Linked DNA regions of Homo sapiens: region 2 is linked to region 1. Evidence: read pairs that join two places in POLR2A ChIA-PET (ENCODE). Cell type or tissue: GM12878. All regions are shown on one strand. Links, peaks and the distances in the headings refer to the core of each region. The heading gives the core; the rest is flanking DNA.

The links. ChIA-PET counts read pairs that join two places held together with the same protein. Peaks named below come from ENCODE experiments on the same cell type or tissue, not always from the same donor. Only the 100,000 strongest peaks of a DNase experiment are listed, where the experiment ranks them.
Region 2: POLR2A ChIA-PET joins it to region 1 with 11 read pairs; 5 of 35 experiments call an interaction of 5 or more read pairs at or near these places.

The regions. Positions count from the first base shown.
Region 1 is chr7:139,477,800-139,490,036 of GRCh38, forward strand. It overlaps KLRG2 (killer cell lectin like receptor G2), which reads right to left and starts at 5,874. Exons shown (of 5, transcript NM_198508.4): 1 at 5,087-5,874; 2 at 2,347-2,448; 3 at 1,828-1,973. The coding sequence starts at 5,843. RefSeq lists enhancers at 1,519-2,019, 2,020-2,520, 5,034-5,113 and silencers at 5,244-5,523, 5,984-6,043. In GM12878, for the core only: no CTCF peak of the experiment used is centred there; no DNase peak of the experiment used is centred there; H3K4me3 peaks cover 936 bases; H3K27me3 peaks cover 718 bases.
Region 2 is chr7:139,371,710-139,383,946 of GRCh38, forward strand. It overlaps FMC1-LUC7L2 (FMC1-LUC7L2 readthrough), which reads left to right. Exons shown (of 11, transcript NM_001244584.3): 3 at 4,353-4,447. It overlaps LUC7L2 (LUC7 like 2, pre-mRNA splicing factor), which reads left to right. Exons shown (of 10, transcript NM_016019.5): 2 at 4,353-4,447. Among named protein-coding and RNA genes, the nearest start is that of LUC7L2, 18 kb to the left of the region's middle. In GM12878, for the core only: no CTCF peak of the experiment used is centred there; no DNase peak of the experiment used is centred there.

The DNA of each region.
Region 1 (12,237 bases), core at 2,226-10,225:
CCAGGCCGGATTGCAGTGGCACAATCTCGGCTCACTGCAAGCTCCGCCTCCCAGGTTCATGCCATTCTCCTGCCTCAGCCTCTGGAGTAGCTGGGACTACAGGCGCCCGCCACCGCGCCCGGCTAATGTTTTGTATTTTTAGTAGAGACGGGGTTTCACCGTGTTAGCCAAGATGGTCTCGATCTCCTGACCTTGTGATCCACCCGCCTCGGCCTCCCAAAGTGCTGGGATTACAGGCGTGAGCCACTGTGCCCGGCCCACAATTTTTTTAAATGGGGAAAAAAAAAAGCCAGGCACAGTGGCTCACACCTGTAATCCCAGCACTTTGAGAGGCCGAAGTGGGAGGATCGCTTGAGTCCAGGAGTTTAAGACCAGCCTGGGCAACATAGCAAGACTTGTGTCTCTACAAAAAATAAATTAGCCAGTTGTGGTGGCACATGACTGTAGTCCTTGCTATTCAGGAGGCTGAGGTGGGAGGATTGCTTGAGCCTGGGAGTTCAAGGCTGCAGTAAGCCATGACTGCACTACTGTACTCAGCCTGGGCAACAGAGTGAGGACCTGTTTCAAAAAAAAAAAAAAAAAGGACAACACTGGACGCAGTGGCTCACACCTGTAATCCCAGCACTTTGGGAGGCCGAGGCGGGCGGATTACCTGAGGTGGGGATTTTGAGACCAGCCTGACCAACATGGAGAAACCCCATCTCTACTAAAAATACAAAAATTAGCCAGGTGTGCTGGCACATGCCTGTAATCCCAGCTACTTGGGAGGCTGAGGCAAGAGAATCCCTTCAACCCGGGAGGTGAAGGTTGCAGTGAGCCGAGATTATGCCACTGCACTCCAGCCTGGGCAACAGAGTGAGACACAACACATAAATAAATAAAAAAGGAAAACAAAATTATGCCAAGGACTGGATCCTATCTATTGGTCCCTTTTTGTAGATGCTCTCAAACCCACTGACTGGATTACTATTCAGCAAACATCCACTCCTCTCCCTCTCCCATGGGGATGGAATATTCTACACAGACCCAACCTGCAGCCTCAAACCAAGCCCTGGCAATCTGCATTATAAAGCTGAGCTGTCCAGCCAAGCCCAGCCTATCAAAAGATGACCCAGAGACCAACGATTAAAAACATAAGTGCTTGGCTGTGCGCAGTGGCTCATGGCCTGTAATTCCAGCACTTTGGGAGGCTAAGGAAGGAGGATCACTTGAGGCCAGAAGTTTGAACCAGCCTGGCCAACATCGTGAGACCCTGTCCCTTAAAAAAAAATTATTTTTATTTTTATTTATTTATTTATTTTGAGACGGAGCCTTGCTCTGTTGCCCAGGCTGGAGTGCAGTGGAGTGATCTCGGCTCACTGCAACCTCTGCCTCCCAGGTTCAAGCAATTCTCCTGCCTCAGCCTCCTAAATAGCTGGGATTACAGGCGCCCGCCACCATGTCCGGCTAATTTTTGTATTTTTGGTAGAGACAGGGTTTCACTGTGTTGGTCAGACTGGTCTAGAACTCCTGACCTTGTGATCCGCCTGCCTTGGCCTCCCAGAGTGCTGGGATTACAGGTGTGAGCCACTGTGCCTGGCCAAAAAAAAATTTTTTTTAAAGCTGGGCATGGTGGCACATGCCTGTAGCTACCCAAAAGGCTGAGGCAGGAGGATTGCCTGAGCACAGGAGTTAGAGGCTGCACGAAGTTATGGTCATGCTACTCCTCTACACCTTGGTGATTTCTATAATGAAGAGCTGGACTCAATCATTAAGCTTCTTTCCAGTGCTAGGATTCTGTGGTCTAGAAAGATCTGTACCCCCTTAGATTGGACACCCCCTTCTCACCTGGGTGTGGCTTAGCAGGGGGAGGGTAGCGTGGTAGGCTGAGCAGAAAGCCTGGCTGGCTTCCCAGGCCTGCGCTTCTGCAGAGAAGTAGTAACAGTGCTCCTCGGACAACACCCAGCCTGGGGGGCACTGCTGGCATCTGGCTCCTGCAAGCACAGAGACTGCTGGTGAGCTGCAGGGTAAGCTGCATTAAATAAACAAAGCCTGGCTGCTGCCTCAAATGAAGGGGCATGGAACTGGCAAACCTCAAGGTGGGCAGGGCCCCAGGGAGCTTTTATAGTCTGTGCAGTGCACAAAGTCCCCGGGGTGGCAGCTGGCATCTGATTGCTTATCAGGGCACAAGCTGTATCCAGTGGGAGGAAGGCACCCATTTTCCTTAACTTTGCTCATCAAGCACCATGTCTTCGTGTTGCATCTCCCAGTGTCTCTTTCTAATTCTAAGGTGTTTTAAGGGCTGGAAACACAGCCCCAGTAGTGGAGCGGCAGGGAGAGGGGATGGGGACTGCAGGGACACCATACCTGCTCTTGAGGCCAGGACCACAATGACAACCCCAGAGACTGCCAGGAGCACAGCCATGAACGCCAGGGCCCAGTACAGGGACTTCACGTACATGGGTAGCCCTGGGACGGGGGCAAACAGGATAATCAGATTAGTGGAGACCATCCCAACCAACCCAACTCAGAACCACAGACACAGCACACCAGCATCTCACCCACCTCACCCCAGCACCCACCCCCTCAGCCTGGGATGCCAACATAAACCACAACGTTTAAGTTCCAACTTTATATTCTGGAGAAAGAAGCCAGATATTCTTTTTTTTTTTTTTTTTTTTTTTGGAGACAGAGTCTTGCTTTGTCGCCCAGGTTGGAGTGCAGTGGTGCGATCTCGGCTCACTGCAACCTCTGCCTCCCGGGTTCAAGCAATTCTCCTGCCTCAACCTCCTGAGTAGCTGGGGTTACAGGTGCGTGCCACCATGCCCGGCTAATTTTTTGTATTTTTAGTAGAGACGGGGTTTCACCATGTTGGCCAGGTTGGTCTTGAACTCCTGACCTTGTGATCTGCCCACCTCGGCCTCCCAAAGTGCTGGGATTACAGGTGTGAGCCAACGCGTCTGGCCCTTTTTTTTTTTTTTTTTTGAGACTGAGTCTTTCTATCGCCCAGGCTGGAGTGCAGTGGCATGATCTCAGCTCACTGCAACCTCCACCTCCTGGGTTCAAGCAATTCTCATGCCTTAGCCTCCCAAGTAGCTGGGATTACAGGTGACTGCCACCATGCCTGGCTAATTTTCATATCTTTAGTAGAGATGGGGTTTGACGATGTTGGTCAGGCTGGTCTTGAACTCCTGACCCTAAGTGATCCGCCCGCCTTGGCCTCCCAAAGTGCTGGGATTACAGGCGTGAGCCACCGTGCCCAGCTTCAGGAGCCTTATATGTGGAAGAGGAAGACAGGTGGTGAGCATCAGAAGTGGCAGCAGGAGGACTCTACCAACAACGCTGGATTTTAATATAGAGAAGGGCTTGACCTAAGAAAAGCCCAGAAGCTAGCAAAGGCAAGAAAAGGGAGTCTCCCCTAGACCCCCAGAAAGGAATGCAGCCCCACTGAAAACTCGATTTTAGACCAGTGAGCCGGCATTATAGACTTCTGACTTAACGGAACTGTAAGATAATACATTTGTGTCACTTAAAGACACTAAGTTTGTGGTAATTTGTTACAACAGCAATAGAAAACTAATATTCCATCACACAGAAAATGTGCTCACATCAAACTCTGCAAAAGTTCCTGAGTGATCCAAGCCCCTGAACCCTAGCCCTGTCTAAGAACCTCTCAACTAGAGGCCCTGGGAATTTGGTGCCTGTCAGTGGGCTTGGCCTGCTTCTCAATCAGCCAAGCTTTTGCCAGTTTGCCTGCTGGGCGGGGCTCTGACCCCTCCTGGCCGTTGCTCCTTCCAGTCTCTCTACCTAGCAGGGATCCCTAGCACCCCCTACTCCTACTCACCTTTCAAGATGTGGCTTTCTGGCTGGCCCGGTGGTTCACACCTGTAATCCCAGCACTTTGGGAGGCTGAGGCGGCTGGATCACCTGAGGTCAGGAGTTCCAGACCAGCCTGGCCAACATGATGAAACCCCCTGTCTACCAAAAATACAAAAACTAGCCAGGCATGGTGGCCGGCGCCTGTAATCCCAGCTACTCGGGAGGAGGCTGAGGCAGGAGAATCGCTTGAATCCAGGAGGCGAAGGTTGCAGTGAGCCGAGATTGTGCCATTGCACTCCAGCCTGGGTGACAAGCGCAAAACTTATTTCTTAAAAAAAAAAGAAAGAAAAAAGAAAAAAAGAAAAAAATTGGCTATCTCTTGCCCCAAATTCACCAACTACTCCCTCCAGTCTCCTTATCCAGGACAGTCTGTATCTTTTGTGGGCTCTTTCTTCTGTGTCAAGCTCCCCCTCCCCCACACCACAAAATAACCAGCCGCACATACTACTGGCACATCTACCCTGTGGTCCCACTCACTATCTACTGAATGGATGAGTGTTTGGGGCTAAATGTTCCTCAGTGTGGTGGAAAGAAAGCAGCAGCCTGGACCTTCCAGAAAGTCCTTGGCAGTGCAGGGATGGGGGGATCTGGGCTGCCACCCCTGCCACCTGATCCTGAATGACTTCCCCTCATCTGGAGTTCCTTCCACTGCTACTTCTCAAAGGTGCTGCGCATGCTAAGAGGGAATTTGAAAGTTCGGGAGTGCGGGTAGGGGAGGATGAGAAGGGGAGTGGCTTTACTCTTTTTTTTTTGAGACGGAGTTTCTCTCTTGTTGCCCAGGCTGGAGTACAATGGCATGATCTCGGCCCACTGCAACCTCCGCTTCTCGGGTTCAAGCGACTCTCCTGTCTCAGCCTCCTGAGTAGCTGGGATTACAGGTGAATGCCACCATGCCAGGCTAATTTTTGTATTTTTAGTAGAGACGGGGTTTCATCATATTGGTCAGGCTGGTCTCGAACTCCTGACCTCAGGTGATCCGCCCGCCTCGGCTTCCCAAAGTGCTGGGATTACAGGCGTGAGACACGGCAACAATGTGAATTACAGTTACGTAGACAGGAATGTTATTGATTGTAAGCCCGAGAGGCCAGATCGGGTTGGGGATCGGGATGGCCAACTGGGTCCCTTAGTCGGTCAGCTGCCCAGCGGTCCAGGGCTGGGCGGGTGTGGGGGTTTCGGCTACGTCCACCCGACCTGGCGGCGTCGGCTGCCGGCGCAGGTGAGCACTCACCCGTAAGCGTTACGGCCCGGGGCAGCTTCTCGTCGCCGTCCAACCCCGCGCGGGGCAACAGCGCCGCATCCTCCTTCTCCAGCCCCAGCTCCTTGCAGCGGCAGCACGTGGGGGAGCCCGGGGAGCCGGCGCTTCCTTCCGCGGGGCTGGCCCGGCCCTCTGCGTCGCAGCCGCTCTCCGTCCGGGCTGCAGCCAGCGGCGAGCGGCGGCCCCACGTGCCGCCCTGGGATGGTGCGCGCAGCAGGAGCTGGTGCGCCGGGTCCGCGTGGCGGGAGAAGGCAGGGGACTCGGGCACCGGCACCTTGAGGAAGCGCGTGGAGGGCCTGGGCGATGGCGTGCTGCTGCCACCGGCCGCGCCCACGGGCTTCACGCGCACATCTACCTGCAGCTCCATGGGCGCCCAGGCGCTGGGCGCAGGCTCAGCCCCGGGCGCCTCGCCATTCCGGGGCAGCTTGACCAAGGCAGGGCCCGGTGACGGCGGCTCGGGGCAGACCCCGTAGCCCAGGCTGAGCGGCGGCACGCGCGGGGACCCGGGGCGAGGCGAAGGCGGCTTTTTCTTGCTCGAGGGCTCCAGGCCTGCGCCCGCCGCCTTCTCCACGGCCCCGGCCGGACTTGGGCTGCTTTCGGGACCTTCAGGTTGTCGCACCTTCGCGGGCACCTGCGGCTGCTCCAGCGTGGGGACCAGGCTTCCCACGGGCTCCATTGGGAGCTCTGCCCCGGCTTGGCCTCCGGGCGCAGCCTCCCAAGACTCCTCCATCCCGCGCGCCCCGCCACCCGGAGACGCTGAGGAGCGCACCTGGGCCCAGTGCAGAGGAGCTTCGCTCTCCTCCGTCCGGATTGGTCCAGCCGCGTCGCCGAAGTTGTCAGGCCACGCCCCTCCCCGAAGGACCCCGCTGTGATTGGCTGTGGCTGAGGTTCTGCTGCCCCGACCCCCTTCGGGACACAGCCCCGGCCTCCACCAGGCACTGGGAGGGAGCTGAGAACGGCAGCGGGGCCAGGCGAGGGTTGCAGGGTGGGCGGGAGCTCTCGGGAGAAAAGCAGAACACCAGCGGAGGCTTGTGGCAGGGAACCCGGAGCCCCGCCTGACCCTTCCCTCTTCTTTGTCTCTGACCTCACCCATTTTCCCCTCCAGCCCTATGCCGGGGTGTTGGTTTTGAGAGTTACAGTTTGGGCGGGGAAGGATTGGCCAAGCCTGTCTGGATCCTGGGACCTCAGAGAAATCAGAATCCAAAGGAATTGGGGCGACCTGTGGAAAAGTAGCCCAGTTGGTTGTCCTGACAATCCAGCAGGGTTTCGAAAGGACTCTCCATCATACTTGGGAGGACTCCCCCACTGAGTAACGCTAAGAGAAAAGAAACAGGGCGTGGATAAGCAATTCTTCTTTTTTTTTTTTTTTTTGAGACGGAGTCTTGCTCTGTCGCCAGGCTGGAGTGCAGTGGCCCGATCTCGGCTCACTGCAATCTCCGCCTCCCAGGTTCAAGCGATTCTCCTGCCTCAGCCTCGTGAGTAGCTGGGACTACAGGCACCCACCCCACCACGCCCGGCTAATTTTTGTATTTTTAGTAGAGACGGGGTTTCACCATGTTGGCCAGGATGGTCTCGATCTCCTGACCTCGTGATCTGCCCGCCTCGGCCTCCCAAAGTGCTGGGGTTACAGGCGTGAGCCACCGCGCCCCGCCTGGCCTCTGGTATTTTTAAGTGCCCCCAGGGTAGGGTTGGCAGATAAAATGCAGGCCACTCAGTTTAATTTGAATTTCAGTTAAACAAGGGATAGTTTTTAGCATAGTAGTCCTCCCTTATCCACTGGGATAGTTCCAAGACCTCCCAGTGAATGCCTGAAACTTTGGATAGCACCAAACCCTATATATACTGTTTTTTTCTATACAAGCGGTCTTCAAAAGGTTCATGGAAAATTCATACTATGAAAAAAACTATGCATGGATTTGAAAATTTTTTGGCACCAAAATAAATTTGTACTAACTTGTTATCACATGTCTCGACAAGATCTAGTTTGAGGCACTAAGAAGGATAAGACATCAGTTTGAAAAGAGCTCCTGTCAGAGCAACAAGGATTCTGCTAAATTTGAAGCAAGAATAATCATCACATTTATGGTGACATCATTGATATTTTTATGAAAAGCTCATGGGGACAATGCCCCCAAGAAACCAGCAGTTTGCAAATGGAAAACTCGTTTTAAGAAGGGATGAGGCCAGGCGTGGTGGCTCAGCCTGTAATCCCAGCACTTTGGGAGGCCGAGGCAGGTGGATCACTTGAGGTAAGGAGTTCGAGACCAGCCTGGCCAACATGCTGAAATCCTGTCTCTACTAAAAAAGCAAAAATTAAGCTGGGCGCGGCAGCTCACGCCTGTAATCCCAGCACTTTGGGAGGCCGAGGTGGGCGGATTGACTGAGCTCAAGAGTTCAAGACCAGCCTGGGCAACACAGTGAAACCCCGTCTCTACTAAAATACAAAAAATTAGCTGGCATGGTGGCATGCGCCTGTAGTCTCAGCTACTCGGGTGCCTGAAAATACAAAAAATTAGCCGGGCGTGGTAGTGGGTGCCTGTAATCCTAGCTACTCGGGAGGCTGAGGCAGGAGAATTGCTTGAACTCGGGAGGCAGAGTTTGCAGTGAGCCGAGATTGTGCCACTGTACTCCAGCCTGGGTGACAGAAGGAGACTCCATCTCAAAAAAAAAAAAAAAGAGAAGGGATGAGACAATGTTGAGGATAAAGCCCTCAGTGGCAGACCATCCACATCAATTTTTGAGTAAAATAATTAATCTTATTTGTGCCCTCATGAAGAGGACCAACGATTAACAGCACAAACAACAGCCAACACCAAAGACGTCTCAATTGGTTCAGCTTACACTTTTCTGACTGAAAAATTAAAGTTGAGCAAAGTTTCCACTCTATGGAAAACCATTGCGTCCAGATCAGCTGCAGCCAAGAGCAGAACTTTCAATGGAAATTTAAAACGAGTAGGATCAAGATCCTGAAGCATTTCTCTGAAGAGTTGTAACAGAAGATGGAACGTGGCTTTACCAGTAGGATCCTGAAGACAAAGCACAAAGCAATGGCTCCCAAGAGGTGGAAGTGGCCCAGTCACAGCAAAAGTGGACAGGTCAAGAGCAGAAGTCACAGCAACAGTTTTTTGGGATGCTCAAGGCATTTTGCTTGTTGGCTTTCTAGAGGGCAAAAGAGCAATAACATCTGCTTACTATGAGAGTGTTTTGAGAAAGCCAAAACTTTAGCAGAAAATCACCTGGGAAAGCTTCACCAAAGGGTCCTTCTCCACCACTACGAGGCTTCTGCTCATTCCTCATCAGTCAAGGGCATCACTCAACATGTTCAAGTTTTAAATGCCTCTTTGGGCCCAGTACCCTCCTCCTGCTAACACCCTCTCTATTCTTCCTTGTCGTGGCCAAACTTTTTTTTTTTTTTTGAAAGAGAGTCTTGTTCTGTCACCTAGGCTGGAGTGCAGTGGCGTGATCTCGGCTCACTACAACCATGGCCTCCTGGGTTCAAGCAATTCTCGTGCCTCAGCCTCCCAAGTAGCTGGGATTATAGGTGTGCACCATCACAACCGCTTAATTTTTGTATTTTTAGTAGAGACAGGGTCTTGAACTCCTGACCTCAGGTGATCTGCCCGCTTCAACCTCCCAAAGTGCTGGGATTACAGGCGTGAGCCACCACACCGGGCCATGACCAACCTTTTTTAACAAGGTAATTGCCCCCATCTGTCTGCCAAAATTTTCCTTGGCAAGGGTACAAGTCACCAAACCCAGCAAATGCTTTTTTTCCATTTTTGGAAAAAAAAGATATATATATATATATATGTTATATTTTATATATATTATAAGGATGGAGGAGTCTCGCTATGTTGCCCAGGCTAGTCTTGAACTCCTGGCCTTAAGCCATCTTCTCGCCTCGGCCTCCCAAAGTGCTGGGCTTACAGGTGTGAGTTACTGTGCCCGGCCTGCAGATGCTCTTCAGTGCTCGTTTTATCTCTCAGGTTTTGACATTATGATCATTTCTTCCTCCTCTCAAAAACCCACTCATCTGTGGCCTGTGGGCTTCCTGACACCACCTCTACCAGCTCTCCTTCTGCCTTCCTGGCTGTTCCTTTGAAAATTGCTGCAGAGCTTCTCACCCACCATACGTCAGTGACCTTCAAGCCCAGATCTTTCTCCTGAGCTTAGGTTCTTCTTTGCAGGAATTTGACACTAGATATGAGAGACCCAGAGCCGAGTGTTGTCAGAGCTCCTAGTAGGGCAGCTCCCTAGAGAGAAAGCCCAGAAACTCCTGCTCTGGGCCCCAGAGTTTGTCCGATCTCAGCCCTTCCTAAAGCTTGTTTGTTCAATTCTGTGGATTTCACGAGACCCTGAGTATCCTTCTCATACCTCCTCCACTTTTTGCCTTATCATTTAAGACTCTGGGTCAGGCATGGTGACTCACACCTGTAATCCCAGCACGTTGGGAGGCCAAGGCAGGAGGATCACTTGAGCCCAGGAGTTTGAATCTGGGCAGCATAGGGAGACTTTGTCTTTACTAAAAAAGCAAAAAGTTAGCTGGGTGCAGTGGCATGCACCTGTGGTCTCAGCTACTAGAGAGGCTGAGGCGGGAGGATTGTTTGAGCCTGGGAGTTTGAGGCTGCAGTGAGCTGTGATTGTGCCACTGCACTCCAGCCTGGGCAACAGAGTGAGATCCTGTCTCACAAAAAGAAAGGAAGGAGAGAAAGAGAGTAAAGGGGAGAGGAGGGAAGGAAAGGGGAAGACAAAGGGGAAGGGGAAGGGAAGGGTGAGGTGAAGGGGAAGGGGGAGGGGAGGGTAAGGGTAAGGGTAAGGTGAAGGTGAAGGTGAAGGTGAAGGTGAAGGGGAGGGGGAAGGGAAGGGGGAGGGAAGGGAAGGTAGATAAAAGGAAGGAAGGAAGGAGGAACTGATTGCAAGTGGCCGAAAACCCAAGTCTCACTGGGCTCCACGTCTGTCTTGGGGTGAGGGCCAGGCTTCGATGGAGTCTCTCTATACCTCCTGTGACACAGCACAGCAGCCTGGCACCAGAAGGCCATTTACAACTTCTAAATTGAGACATCCTAAGATAGGTGAATTACCCAAATGTTTCAAGGGGGTTCAGATGTTGGCTGGCAAAAAAGAACAAATATCTACCGTGATCCTTCCTTTCATCCTTTTCTCCCTTTCCCTCACTTTAAAATCCTGTTTTCTGCTTGCAACAGCAATGTATGTCTGCAATACAAAATATAGATATTACAGAAGTGCATACTGTAGAAAAGAAAGGTCCCCTGTTTTCTATGCTCCAGAGATTTCTGTTATTAACATTTTGGTATGCAGTCTTCAAGATTTTTAAACAAATGTATACACTAACCTGTACTGTTATTATATATATAAATATCTTTATTTCCAAAACTTCACTCATATTAAATGTTTTCCTATATGTAATTTATTTAAGAAGTCTCCTGATGGACGTTTGAGTTGTTTCCATTTGGGTGACATAATTACTGTAATGCTGAACATGATATAGATATAATTCAGTGAGCATACTTGTATATATTGTTTTTAAAAATCACATCTCTGAAATATCTTCAGAATAGAATCATTAAAATGAAATTGCTGAGCCAAAGGGTGGTCAGAATTTTGAATGTGATGGGTACTGCTAAATTACCCACAAGAGGCTCAACAAACAAAGGATGCGAGGGCTGTTCCCGTGGCCGCCCCATCGCTCCGTATCATCAATCTTCTTAGTCCTTACCAATCTGATGGGCAAAAATATTGAATTCCAGCTTGCATTTCTTTAACTATGAATGAAGCTGAACATCTTTTCATTTGTTAGTTGTGCTACTGAGAAGTGTCTTGGACACTGTCAGGGCCTGGATGAAATACCACTAACATTTCCTCTAATGCCAGTTCCAAATCACTGGCTGGTTCCAGGAGGTGGCCCTGCAGGAATCCTCATCATTTTTCCTGCCCCACACCATGAGGTTCACTGGTCAAGGGTGGCTGATGGTATCTGGTCTGTCCGAACAGACTGAGTTCTACAAGCATAAATTAAATTGCAGCTTAATTCCCCAGAGAGGAGGCAAACATTCCCACTCCTGGTTCTTGGCTGATGTCATCCCCGTGGCATCTTGGGCCCCTCTAGGGGCCCTGGAGACACAGATGAGGAAGGAGAGGGGTTTCCGCACAGCCAGCTCCCTGGCACAGCCCATCCCCAGCTCACATTCCACCTGCTCAGAGGCTCAGAGGGTACCCAAGCCAGTGTGACATCCCCTCACACCGCCTAAGCCCCCACCTTGGTCTCTCACCTGTCAGCTGTCTTCCTAGCATTCTCCACAGTCTGTGGTCAGCACGTGCACATGGTTGTTCACCCTTTAATGCTTGTCTCTGGCCCCCTAGAAATCCTCACTGCATCCCCAGATCAGTATCTGACACGCCATCCCTGGTTCTTGACTGACATCTCCGCCAGGAGCTTAGTGAATATTTATTAAATAAATTATGCTGAATGGGGCATTGTGCAGAGTGCTTCACACACCTGGTCTCTCTTCCCCCCCTCAATCTTTGGTTGACACATTTTTAAACATTAAGAAAAATGGAAAGAATAAATGGTGATCACGTGAACGCCCTCCACCTTGATTCAACAGTTAGCATTTCACACATCGTTCTTGTCCTTCTCTCCACCTCTGTGCAAACATTCTCTCTGTTGTTATGGAACCATCTGAGTGTGAGCTGCCGACCTCGTGAAGCCTCACCCTTCAATATTTCAGCGTGCATCTGCGAAGAATACACGTGTTTTCCATAAGTACAACGCCATTCTCACACCAAAGAAATGAACAATAACGCCGAGCCAGGTGATATTTTGGAGACCAAATTTAAATTTTTCTAATTTTTTTTCCAACCAGGTTCCCATCAGGGTTCAAGCATGACATTTGGCTGTTGGGTCCATTTACTCTTCATAATAACTAAAATCCCTACTTCACAGGTGAGGAAACTGAGATTCAGAGAGGTTGAGGAGCTAGTGTAGGGGTGCACGGCTCCTAAGTGGGAAAGCCAGCATGTCATTGGGCAGCTCCGGCTCCCAAACACATCTTTTCTCCCCTTTTGCTGCTTTATGCTCCCCTAGTCCTCCTGGTTCCCCGAAT
Region 2 (12,237 bases), core at 2,102-10,101, 110 kb before region 1:
ATGACAGTGGGCTTATTTTTTCCCTCCTGATATATGGAAGGGGATTTTGAGAATAGCAGTATTTGAGTAAAATTTAGAGAGGAGGCCTCTTTTTAAAGTGACCTGTCTATATTCCCTGGTGGAACTGACTGCCTTAGGCTCTGATACATTGGTGACAGACCTGGAGATGAATAATATGCATCCTCATTTTTATTGTATACTTGTGACTCAGGTGTTCTCAAAGGTTATAATTCATGAAACTCATGAAGGTGTTGAACAAAAGAGGGAGGAAAGAGAGTTGTTGCTTGGTAGAGAATTTGGTAGAAATAGGAATTAATAGAAAAGTTGATGTTTCTATTAAAATGAAAAACACCTCACTTGCTAGAGTTCTAAATCAAGTTTCTAATTCTAAAAACTTGGCTGTGTAGTTAAGTACAAGGCCTGAATAACTATTGTAGAGGTTATAGGACAGAGAGATCTCCATGTTTTTATAGGTGGGATATTTTTTGTTGTTGACAGAAGTAACTTCGCCTGATCTCTGTTCCATTATTTTAATTTTTTTTTTTTACTTTATACACTAAAAATTTGGATTAAAAAATGAAAAATGTAAGAAATCAAATGTTACTCAAAAAGTATTGTTTTGCTCCCAACTCTGCAATTCTACATGAAGCCATTTGCCAAAGCCAGATATGGTTTACTTACTGTTCCCCCAAACCTTCTTGCTCTTATAAGCTTTGTCAAAGCTATTACTCCAGGTTGTAGTGCTTTTTTTTCTACTTTACTTTGATCTAAGTCCTGTCTTTCCTTCAAATTTTGGCTACTTATTGCATGAAGCTTTTTCCAATATTTCCATTCTTGGTGGTAATTTTAGTCTAAGAATTCCTGAAGTACTACCTAATTGAAACACACATTTGATACTTGGATCATGTTATCTTGTATTATAACTTATTACTCCATTAATATATCCTCGGCCGGGTGCAGTGGCTCCTGCCTATAATCCCAGCATGTTGGGAGGCCGAGGTGGGAGGGTCATTTGAGGCCAGGAGTTGGAGATCAGCCTTGGCAACATAGTGAGACCCTGTCTCTACAAAAAAATTTAAAAAATTAAAAAAATTAATATGTCCTATTTCTTTAGCAAAATCATTGGCTCCTTGAGGGGAGAGAGCTTGTCTTATATGCCCCTTTGTAATTCCATTGCCTAGCACAGCAGATGTTGTCACTAATAGGTTTGATTCTGTGATTTGGATCCAATGTCATTGTGACAGGATACTTTTTCCCCCATAATAGGTTATTTTTATATGACTTTATGCCCACAAAACCCAAAGATAAAACACATTAAATTGAAAATAATTTCTTGTATTATAAGGTGATTTGGTTCCTATTTGCAGTTCTTTCTTCTTTTTATAAAATAGGTGCTGTTTTACCTAGTTTCTTATGAAAAACATGGTTTGGGCCAGATATCTTGACAGAAACCAAATTACCAGCATTTTTCTTTTAAAAATTATTGTTGGTTTAGCTGAATTGTACTGCCATGGAATAAGCCCAAATAAATTTGTTAAGTACTGCATGGTTATGCAGCCAGATTGTTTTAAAATGTAAACCTTAAAGTCCCCAAGGCAGAACTTTAAAAATATCAATAAACAGTCAGTTGCTATTCTCTCTCAAGGTATTTCTGTATCTCAAATTATTAAGCGTTTTATTATTTCATTGTTTTAAAGATTTCTATAATGGCTGCTATTTGATAGCTGTATTTGTTGAGTTTGCTACGGTTATCAAATATTTATGGAGCACCCATTCATTTGCGGTGAGGAGTTATTTTAAAATGTTTTTTGGCATTTATAGAAACAGATTCTGATCTTAAAAGCTCACCAGGGAAAATATGTACAACTATTATGTATCCATAAAAATTTTAAAAAACACAAAAAAGCTCACCAGGGATACTGCCTGGTTTGCTATATTCCTATTAGGAATTTGTTCATATTTTAACTGATAGCTGTGTCTTCAGGGCACAATAACTTAATATTTGAATATAAGTTGTTAAGCACAAATCAGTTACTCTGCCTGATGAAATGTTTGATTAGTAAAACTCCATGAATACTGATTTTATTCTAAGGCCTGAGCCATTAGTTTAACAAAGCACTGAAATGATTCTGCTGTTGCCATTACCAAAACATTTAGATACTTTTAGCAGGAAGACTTATTAGATACATAAGGGATTTTTTTGTTTTGTTTTGTTTTTGTTTCAACTTTAAAATTTTATCATTTTAAAATTGCTTAATATAATTAGGGTACAGATTTAAAATGAAATTTTTTTCTTAAATGGTAGGAAGCAAAAAGCTTCTAATTAAATAGCATTGACATTCTGATATGAGTTTATCATAGCACCATTCTAACATGAGCTTGAGGTCCTCACCAAAGTCTTGATGAAACATACTTTTTAAAGAAATAATTTTTTAAAACCCCACTTGGCTCAAAGACATTGTCCAGAGCTCCAGCTTTGGACTTTTACCTGTAGTCAGTCATACAATTATCTGGGGTTATACTTGTTAAGTCAGTATTTAAAAAAATGAAACACCCTGATTTTGTTCACTTTTGTTTTTATATAAAAGAATCTTTACAGTCAACATGTACTTCTAGATGCTGTATTGAAATTGCTGGCAGAGTTTATTCTATACAAAATGAACAATCTGGCCCCTTGTTTTATTTGTAAAGGTTCAATGTATCTATGCCTGCCTACCTCAATCTGCAAGGGAGTGTCAGAAAGGCCCCGCATTCGCCAAGCCGTGAGTTATCGCTAACTTTTCAGATGTGTTAATGAATGTGGAACAAAAGCAGTTGTGTTTAAAAGGAAAAAGGACCATCAAAATAACTTTTATTATAGTAGCAGGCGTAAACACTAAACTGAATATTCCAAATTGTGTCAAAAATAACCTACTAGAGACGAGCTTCTAGAAAACCTATTGTTGAACTGCTCTGAAGCTATCATTTTAACTATAAATTACTGTTGTTAAAATTTTATATACCCTGGTTGCAAATTAGAATGTTTTAAAAATATCTTTAACCACGTTAAAACAATTTGAACAAAATCTTACCCCATCTAAAAATGATAGTGTTTAGTTGAATTTAAGTTAAGCTCTTTAGTATATGACCATATGAAGGGGTAAAGTTTTAATCTTTTTTGTTATTTACATGTGAAAATACAGAAACTAAGTGATTGAATCACATCCTACACGAAAGTTTTTGGAGTGCTCCAGGCATATCATGTGAAATACAGAGGTATTTATATCTCTTTTGGCACCAATAGTTCTTGCTTCAGTAATTCACCAGTAGGTTTTCATTCATCGATAATATATCAGTTTAAGGCTAAAATAAAACACCTACATTTCTTAGGGCTTATCATTCTATATAGAAAGAGGAAACATCCTAATGAGTTTTTTCTTTTGTTTTTCCAAAGAGATTCTAAGCAAAAAAATTTTAACTAACATCTATATTTTGTTATTGGAGCTAGTTACCTTTCTTTTTCTTAGATTCTTTAACGTTTTGAGTAGATAGCCATATTTGATAAGCAGGTTGGATGCTTCTGTTGCTTAGGAGGTAGGTGTATTGTGTTATATGAAGACAGAATGAATTTAAATATACCCAGTTTGGCAGTATGAAAAAGCTCAGACTACATAAAACTTGGAGGTATGGAACCTTTGGACGCATTAAAGTTAACGTTTCATTAGGCAATGTGCCTTTGTTTGACTGGTGTGTAAGTCCTTCTTCCAGGTTTGTACGCTCTTAAACGCGTTATTCTACCCTCTCTAACTCCTCCCAGCAGCAAAAGGGAGACACTTCAGCTGGAACAAAATAGTGGAAGAAATGGCGTCTGGGGTTCAGTGGGGATTCGCAGTGTGTATGCAATGTTTGCAAGATTATTTTTTATGTTTTTCAATTACTGTAAATAAAAATATATCAATGCTTAGTGTCAAGAAGGGAACATTGTATACCAGTATAAACTCTCTTAGTGGGTCTGCAAGTTGCTTAACCTCTCGGGGCCTCAGTTTTCTCATCTGCAATATGAAGGAGTTGGACTCGATAATCTTTAAAGTCCATTCCTGCTCTAAAATCCTATGCTTTTCTGAAGTACTCTATTTAACAGAATGCATTGCTTTCTCACTTTGACTATTTGAATTATGTATGCAGTACACTTACTGCAACTGCATGTTGTCTAAAATAGTTTTTCTATAGGATGTATATAAAAACTAATCCCTCTTGAGCTGATTTATAATGTGTGTATATAGCCACACATAAAAAGCTAGTAATAGTAGGGCTCTCAGAAAATACTTTCCAGTTGTCTAACCTTGAATGTTATTAACTCTTCTATATTACAGGAGATACAACTCGTCAACGAATCAAATTCAGTGATGACAGAGTATGCAAGAGTCACCTTCTCAACTGTTGTCCTCATGATGTCCTTTCTGGAACTGTATGTATTTACTAAATGTATTGTTAGATTACTGATATGCTGCAGTAATGAACTACTTGATAAAGTCTTAATTCTGTGTCAAAAGAATTGACTTGTGAGGGGAGATTTGCATCCTTTATTGTTTGTTTATTCAGGATGATTACTTAAATCTTCAGTAATGGGTTTCCTCACAAAAGTGGTTGATACGTTTTGTTTTATAATTTTTTCCATTCTTCAGAGCAGTTTTTTAAAAGCATGTTTTATTTGGAATACAGAAGTAGTTATATAGCATTTGTACTTTTAGTTCAGAAATAAAATAATTTATTTTTAAAGTTCCTTTTACTGTTAAACAGAGTAGACTTTTATCTAGTACGGTATACATTTTTGTTAAGATTTGTACACATTTGTGGAATCAGTGGGGAAATATATTAGTAAATACTTATATCCACACAGCTTAATTTGGGAGTATTGTCACTTAAAATATTGCTCCTGCTAATAATGTAAAGCTCAATTTAGATTCTATGTCTGCAGAGATGTTGATCTTAGAGTATCATCGTTTTAATTTGGAAGATAAACTGCATGATGATGGACCTGTTGGAATGTGGAACAGAGAATTTGATTCTCTGAATTTTGGATTTGGTTGAAATGATTACAAGTAGCTTCCCTTCATAGTTGCATCTGATGCTGGTGGGGAGCTAGTAGGGGCTAAACCTCGAGCTGGCTTTAGTTCTCATTTGCCAGAAATGACTGAAATGAAGAAAGATTTCTGACTTGCCTTTTCAGAAGCAATGAGTTTCTCAGCCAAATGAGTGGTTTCTTCTTTGATAGGAAGAGTTAAAATTAAGGACATGCCCCAAAGAGAGATGTATCAAGGCATATGCAACAGGAAACACCTTTGACTTTTTCCAGGAGGAAAGACAGTTGAAACTATATTATGTTAACGGGGAAAAAAGAGCCTAAGTTTATTTTAAAGTATAATACTACAAAGCAAGAAATCCAGTTTCTGAGCACAGGAATTTGGAAGGACTGTGACAGATAATAAATATAATAAACTCTAAACTCTTTATTTATTTATTTATTTTTTCTGATACAGAGTCTTGCTCTGTCACCCAGGCTTGGCGTGCAGTGGCGCAATCTCAGCTCACTGCTACCTCCACTGCCTGGCTTCAAGCGATTCTCCTGCCTCAGCCTCCGGTGTAGCTGGAATCACAGGCGCGTGCCACCATGCCCGGCTAATTTTTGTGTGTTTATTTTTATTTATTTATTTATTTTGAGACGGAGTCTTGCTCTTCTTGTCACCCAAGCTGGAGTGCGGTGGCATGATCTTGGCTTATTGCAGCCTCTGCCTCCTGGGTTCAAGCGATTCTCCTGCCTCAGCCTCCCAACTAGCTGGGATTACAGGTGCCCACCACCATGCCCAACTAATTTTTGTATTTTTAGTAGAGATGAAGTTTCGTCATGTTGGCCAGGCTGGTCTCGAACTTCTGACCTCGTGATCCACCCGCCTTGGCCTCCCAAAGTACTGGGATTACAGGCATGAGCCACCGTGCCCGGCCCTAATTTTTGTATTTTTAGTAGAGACGGGGTTTCACCATGTCGGTCAGGCTGGTCTTGAACTCCTGACCTCTTGATTTGTCCACCTCAGCCTCCCAAAGTGCTGGAATTACAGGCATGAGCTACCGCGCCTGGCTTTTTTTTTTTTTTTTTTTTTTGAGACAAGAGTCTTGCTCTGTCAGCCAGGCTGTGAACACTGCCCACTGCAGCCTCCACCTCCCGGGCTCAAGAGTTTCTCCCACCTCAACCTCCCAAGTAGGTGGAGCTACAGGCACACACCACCATGCTCGGCTAATTTTTGTATTTTTTGTAGAGACTAGGTCTCACCATGTTACCCAGGCTTGTCTCAAACTCTTGGCTTCAAGTGATCCTCCTGCCTCAGCCTCCCAAAGTACTGGGATTACAAGCGTGACCCACTGCACCTGGCCATAATAAACTCCTTTATCTACTTTCTAACATTTTCGTAATTATTTTATACCGTGTGCTATGCTGCATCTGAAATCTATGAAATCTATCATTGTCTATAGTATACTGTGATTCTCCATGTTTAATATTGTATAAAATTTAACTTTATTTAATTTAAAAAATTTACTTTTAATTTTTATTTAATGGCTAAATTACTACTTGAGATAAATTTTGAGAACAACATTAACAAAACCACTTGAGGCCAGGAGTTTGAGACTAGCCTGGTCAACATAGTGAAACCCCATCTCTACAAAAAGAATTAAAAAAAAAATTAGCCTGGCATGGTGGTATTTCCTGAAGTCCTAACTGCCTGGGAGGCTAAGACAGGAGGAATGCTTGAGCTCAGGAATTCAAGACTTCAAGTGAGCTGTGATCACACCAGTGTACTCTACCCTGGGCAACAGAGTGAGACCCTGCCTCAAAAAAAAGAAAAAAGAAAAATCAACAGTTACAATTCAGTGTTTTTCATTCTTCATTTAACATCAGAAAAGAAATAGGCATCTTGAACATAAAGAGGTGTAAACTATCACACTCTGTCCCAAAAAGCATTTGTTCTTTAGGGATTGACTGCTAAGAAGCCATAGCTCTGTAATTATAAGCTATTTGTACATAGGGTGAACTGTTAAGTTTTTCAGGTCCTTAAGGACACCATTGTATGACACTTTCGGAGTCTCACAACGTCCTTTACGTGGTCCTCAAAACTCTGCTTAAATTCTGAAAGGTTCACAACTCAAGTAATCCTCCTACTTCAGCCTTCCAAAGCACTAGGACTACAGGCAGGAGCCACTGTGCCTGGCCTTAACTGTTGATTTTATGATGCTTTTTCTTTGTTGTGTACCTAAAGATTGTATGACTAAAGGTTGCCCTTTAGTTTGTATTTTTAGTAGAGACGGGGTTTCACCATGTTGGTCGGGCTGGTCTTGAACTCTTGACCTCTTGATCTGTTCGCCTCAGCCTCCCAAAGTGCTGGAATTACAGGTGTGATTAGGTGTGCCTAAGATCTGTCACTTGCAGCAGAATATGATTTACCAGTATTTTAGGTTATTTAGAAAAAGAATACAGAAAAGCCAGGCATGGTTGTACATACTTATAGCCCCAGCTACTTTGGAGGCTGAGGTGGGAAGGTTGCCTGAACTCAGGATTTCAAAGGTAGCCGGGACAACATAGTAAGACTCTGTCACAAAGGAAAAAAGTATCCAGAAATGCATTTCCTGCCTTTTTTTTTTTCTCATTATAAAGAGGTTGGAACTTTATATCAAGCACTTAGAGATGGAGAGTGTGATTTCTAAATATTCTCTTCATAATTGACAAGTTAGTTTGGAATTTTTTGCAATTGAGTTTCATGAAAATGCACTTACAACATTTTACCTTTCATTATTCTAGTATAACTAATGCTTTTTTTTTTTTTTTTTTTTTTTTTTTTTTTTTTTTTTGAGACAGATACTCGCTCTGTTGGCCCGGGTGGAGTGCAGTGGCATGATCTCGGCTCACTGCAACCTCCGCCTCCAGGTTCAAGTGATTCTGCCTCAGCCTCCCGAGTAGCTGGGATTACAGGCATGCACCACTACACCCAGCTAATTTTTGCATTTTTAGTAGAGACAGGGTTTCATCTTGTTGGCCAGGCTGGTTTTGAACTCCTGACCTCAGTTGATCTGCCTGCCTCGGCCTCCTAAAGTGCTGCAATGATAGGCCTGAGCCACTGTGCCTGGTCTGGCATAACTAATTCTTAAAATAATAAATTAATCAGGGCTGGGCGTGGTGGTTCACGCCTGTAATCCCAGCAGTTTGGGAGGCCGATCACTTGAGGTCAGGAGTTTGAGACCAGCCTGGCCAACCAACATGGTGAAACCCCATCTCTACTGAAAATACAAAAAATTAGCCGGGCGTAGTGGCCCGCACCTGTAATCCCAGCTACTCGGGAAGCTGAGGCAGGAGAAATACTTGAACCCTGGAGGTAAAGGTTGCAGTGAGCCGAGATCACACCACTGCACTCCAGTCTGGGTGACAGAGCAAGACTCTGTCTCAAAATAAATTAATAAATTAATCAGAGGAGGTAAAACAGAACAGAGGATCAAAATAATTATACGTTTAATGATTTTTATAAGAAATATGAATATTTTCTTTATCTCAGAAAGTTACTATACTTCAAAAGCTTGCGGCTAGGCTCAGTGGCTCATGCCTATAATCCCAGCACTTTGGGAGGCCGAGGGGGGATGGGGGATCATCCAAGGTCAGGAGTTCGAGACCAGCCTGGCCAACATGTTGAAATCCTGTCTCTGCTAAAAATACAAAAAAAGTAGCCGGGCATGGTGGCAGGTGCCTGTGATTCCAGCTGCTCGGGAGGCTGAGGCAGGAGAATCGCTCAAACCCTGGAGGTGGAGGTTGCAGTGAGCTGAGATTGTGCCACTGCACTCCAGCCTGAGCAAAAGAGCGAGACACCGTTTAAAAAAATAATAATAAAATAAGAAGCTTGGATTATTTTTCTATTCTTCTAGAATATATTCATATTGTAGTCTCTCTCTTTTCCTCATTTTGGCCCACTTTCTCCCTGCTAAACTCACTGTAGGCAGTATGCCCTTTCAGATTTAGGCAAAACAAAAAAACCTAAACCAAGCTGTCATTTTTTTCCTCAACACATTTCTTCTGGTACGTATCTTCCCTGAGGAAAGATAAAGAAATTGACATGCTTTAAAAAATATTTCCATCTAGTTCCTAGTGATCGGGAAAAAAGATACATGACTAATAATTTATAGTAGACTTTAAATATAAAGCAAAGATGTTAACAGAAACTTGAAATTAAGATCTTAGGACATGGCAAATGTATACTCTCATAGTATGTGTGTTCAAAATTCAGAAATCAGCACCACTAATTTTATGATAGCCCTCATCATAGCGTAACTTTACTGTTGATAGGCCCTCATATCTTCTAGTGTAAAGTCATCATTTTACAGTTCAGAAAAACTAAGGCTTAGAGAAATTGTGCTGTTAAATGTCTCAATAAAAAAAAACCACAGTATTCTATACCATTTAGGAATCTTAAATCTAGAAATACTTAAAACAATTTTTTGTCAGTTTTTTAGGTAATTCAGTTATCCAGGGCAGTGACTTTCACATGTTTCTGAAACATCCTTGGAGGCAGCTCATGCACTAAGGATTTAGGAGTAGGCTAGTTCGTTCTATTTCAACTCAAATTTTACATATTTTATTTTATTTTATTTTATTTTTATTTTATTTTTTATTTTATTTTATTTTATTTTATTTTATTTTATTTCATTGAGACAGGGTCACACTCTTGGCCAGGCTGGAGTGCAGTGGTGCCATCTCGGCTCACTGCAACCTCTGCCTCCTGGGATCAAGCAAGTCTCCCGCCTCAGCCTCCCGAGTAGCTGGGATTACAAATGTGCGCCACTAGGCTCGGCTAATTTTTTTTTTCTTTTTTTGAGACAGAGTCTCGCTCTGTTGCCCAGGCTGGAGTGCAATGGTTTGATCTCGGCTCACTGCAACCTCCCACTCCCGGGTTCAAGTGATTTTCCTACCCCAGCCTCCCAAGTAGCTGAGATTACAGACACACGCCACCATGCCTGCCTAATTTTGTATTTTTAGTAGAGACGGGGTTTTGCCTTGTTGGTCAGGCTGGTCTCGAACTGCTGACCTCAGGTGATCTGCCCGCCTCACCCTCTGAGAGTGCTGGGATTACAGGCATGAGCCACTGCGCCTGGCCTAATTTTTTTTTTTTTTTTTTTTTTTTTGAGTCAGATTCTTGCTCTGACACCAGGCTGGAGTGCAGTGGCACGGTCTCGGCTCACTGCAACCTCAGCCTCCCAGGTTCAAGCGATTCCCTTGCCTCAGCCTCCCGAGCAGCTGGGACTACAAGGTGCGCCACCAGGCCTGGCTAATTTTTTGTATTTTTGTATTTTAGTAGAGATGGAGTTTCACCATGTTGGCCAGGGTGGTCTCAATCTCCTGACCTTGTGACCCGCCTACCTTGGCCTCCCAAAGTGCTGGGATTACAGGTGTGAGCCACTGCCCCCAGCTAGTTTTTGTATTTTTAATAGAGATTGGGTTTTACCATGTTGCCCAGGCAGGTCTCAAACTCTTGACCTCAAGTGATCTGCCTGCCTAAGCCTCCCAAAAAGAACCAATCTTAAAAAATACTTACAGATAGGGTTAGGGACTTTGATATTGTCGTAGTCAATATTATTGGGGACTTTGATATTGTCACAGTCTTTATTTATTTATTTATTTTTTGAGACAGTCTCTCCCTGTCACCCAGGCTGGAGTGCAGTGGTGCTATCTTAGCTCACTGCAACCTCTCCCTCCTGAGTTCGAGTGATTTTCCTGCTAGTCTCCCAAGTAGCTAGAACAACAGCCACGCGCAGCCACAGCCGGCTTATTTTTGTGTTTTTTTTGTAGAGACGAAGTTTCACTTCCACCATGTTGTCCTGGCTGGCTGGTCTCACACTCCTGGGCTCTAGGGATCCACCAGCCTAGGCCTCTCAAAGTGCTGGGATTACAGGAATTTGGCACCATGCCCAACCTAAAGTAATTAAAGTAAAAATGTATTTGCTTATTTGAAGTGATTAGATGGGATTATTGGTTGTCAGATATTCTGACTGAATTTTATGTTGCCCCAGTAGGTTCCGGGTTTTATCCCAGGTGCACCTTTTATGATTTGAAACTCCTTTTTCTTATTGCTTCCCTGACTCTGTTTTAAAGCCTGATCTAAAAATCAGTTATGTGGGTACATACAAACCCAAACTTTAAAAACTGCTGAAGTATCTTTTTTTTTTTGGAGGAGTCTCCCTTTGTTGCCCAGGCTGGAGTGCACTGGTGTCACCTCAGCTCACTGCAACCTCTGCTTCCTAGGCATAAGCAATTCTCCTGCCTCACCCTTCCAAGTAGGTGGGATTACAGGCGCATGCCACCATGCCTGGCTAATTTTTGTATTTGTATTTTTATTTTATTTATTTATTTTTTTGAGACGGAGTTTTGCTCTTGTTGCCCAGGATGGAGTGCAGTGGCACGATCTTGGCTCACCGCAACCTCTGCCTCCCAGGTTCAAGCAATTCTCCCACCTCAGCCTCCCAAGTAGCTGGGATTACAGGCATGCGCCACCACACCTGGCTAATTTTTTTTGTATTTTTAGTAGAGACGGGGTTTCTCCAGTTGGTCAGGCTGGTCTTGAACTCCTGACCTCAGGTGATCCGCCCATCTCGGCCTCCCAAAGTGGAGAGTATCTTGGCTTTATTGGATTTATTTATTTATTTATTTTTTGAGATGGAGTTTTGCTCTTGTTGCCCAAGCTGGAGTGTAATGGCGCGATCTCGGCTCACTTCAACCTCTGCCTCCCGGGCTCAAGCAATTCTCCTGCCTCAGCCTCCCGAGTAGCTGGGATTAGAGGTGCTGCACGCCACCATGCCTGGCTAATTGTTTGTATTTTTAGTAGAAACGGGGTTTCACCATGTTAGCCAGGCTGGTCTTGAACTCCTCACCTCAGGTGATCCGCCCACCTCGGCCTTCCAAAGTGCTGGGATTACAGATGAAAGCCACCGCGCCCGGCCTTGATGTCTTTTTTTTTTTCTTTTTTCTTTTTTTTTGTGACGGAGTATTGCTCTTTCGCCTAGGCTGGAGTGCAGTGGTGTGATCTCGGCTCACTGCAACCTCCGCCTCCTGGGTTCAGGTGATTCTCCTGCCTCAGCCTCCCGAGTAGCTGGGACTACAGGTGCCCGCTACCATGCCTGGCTAATTATTATTATTATTATTATTTGTATTTTTAGTAGAGACAGGATTTT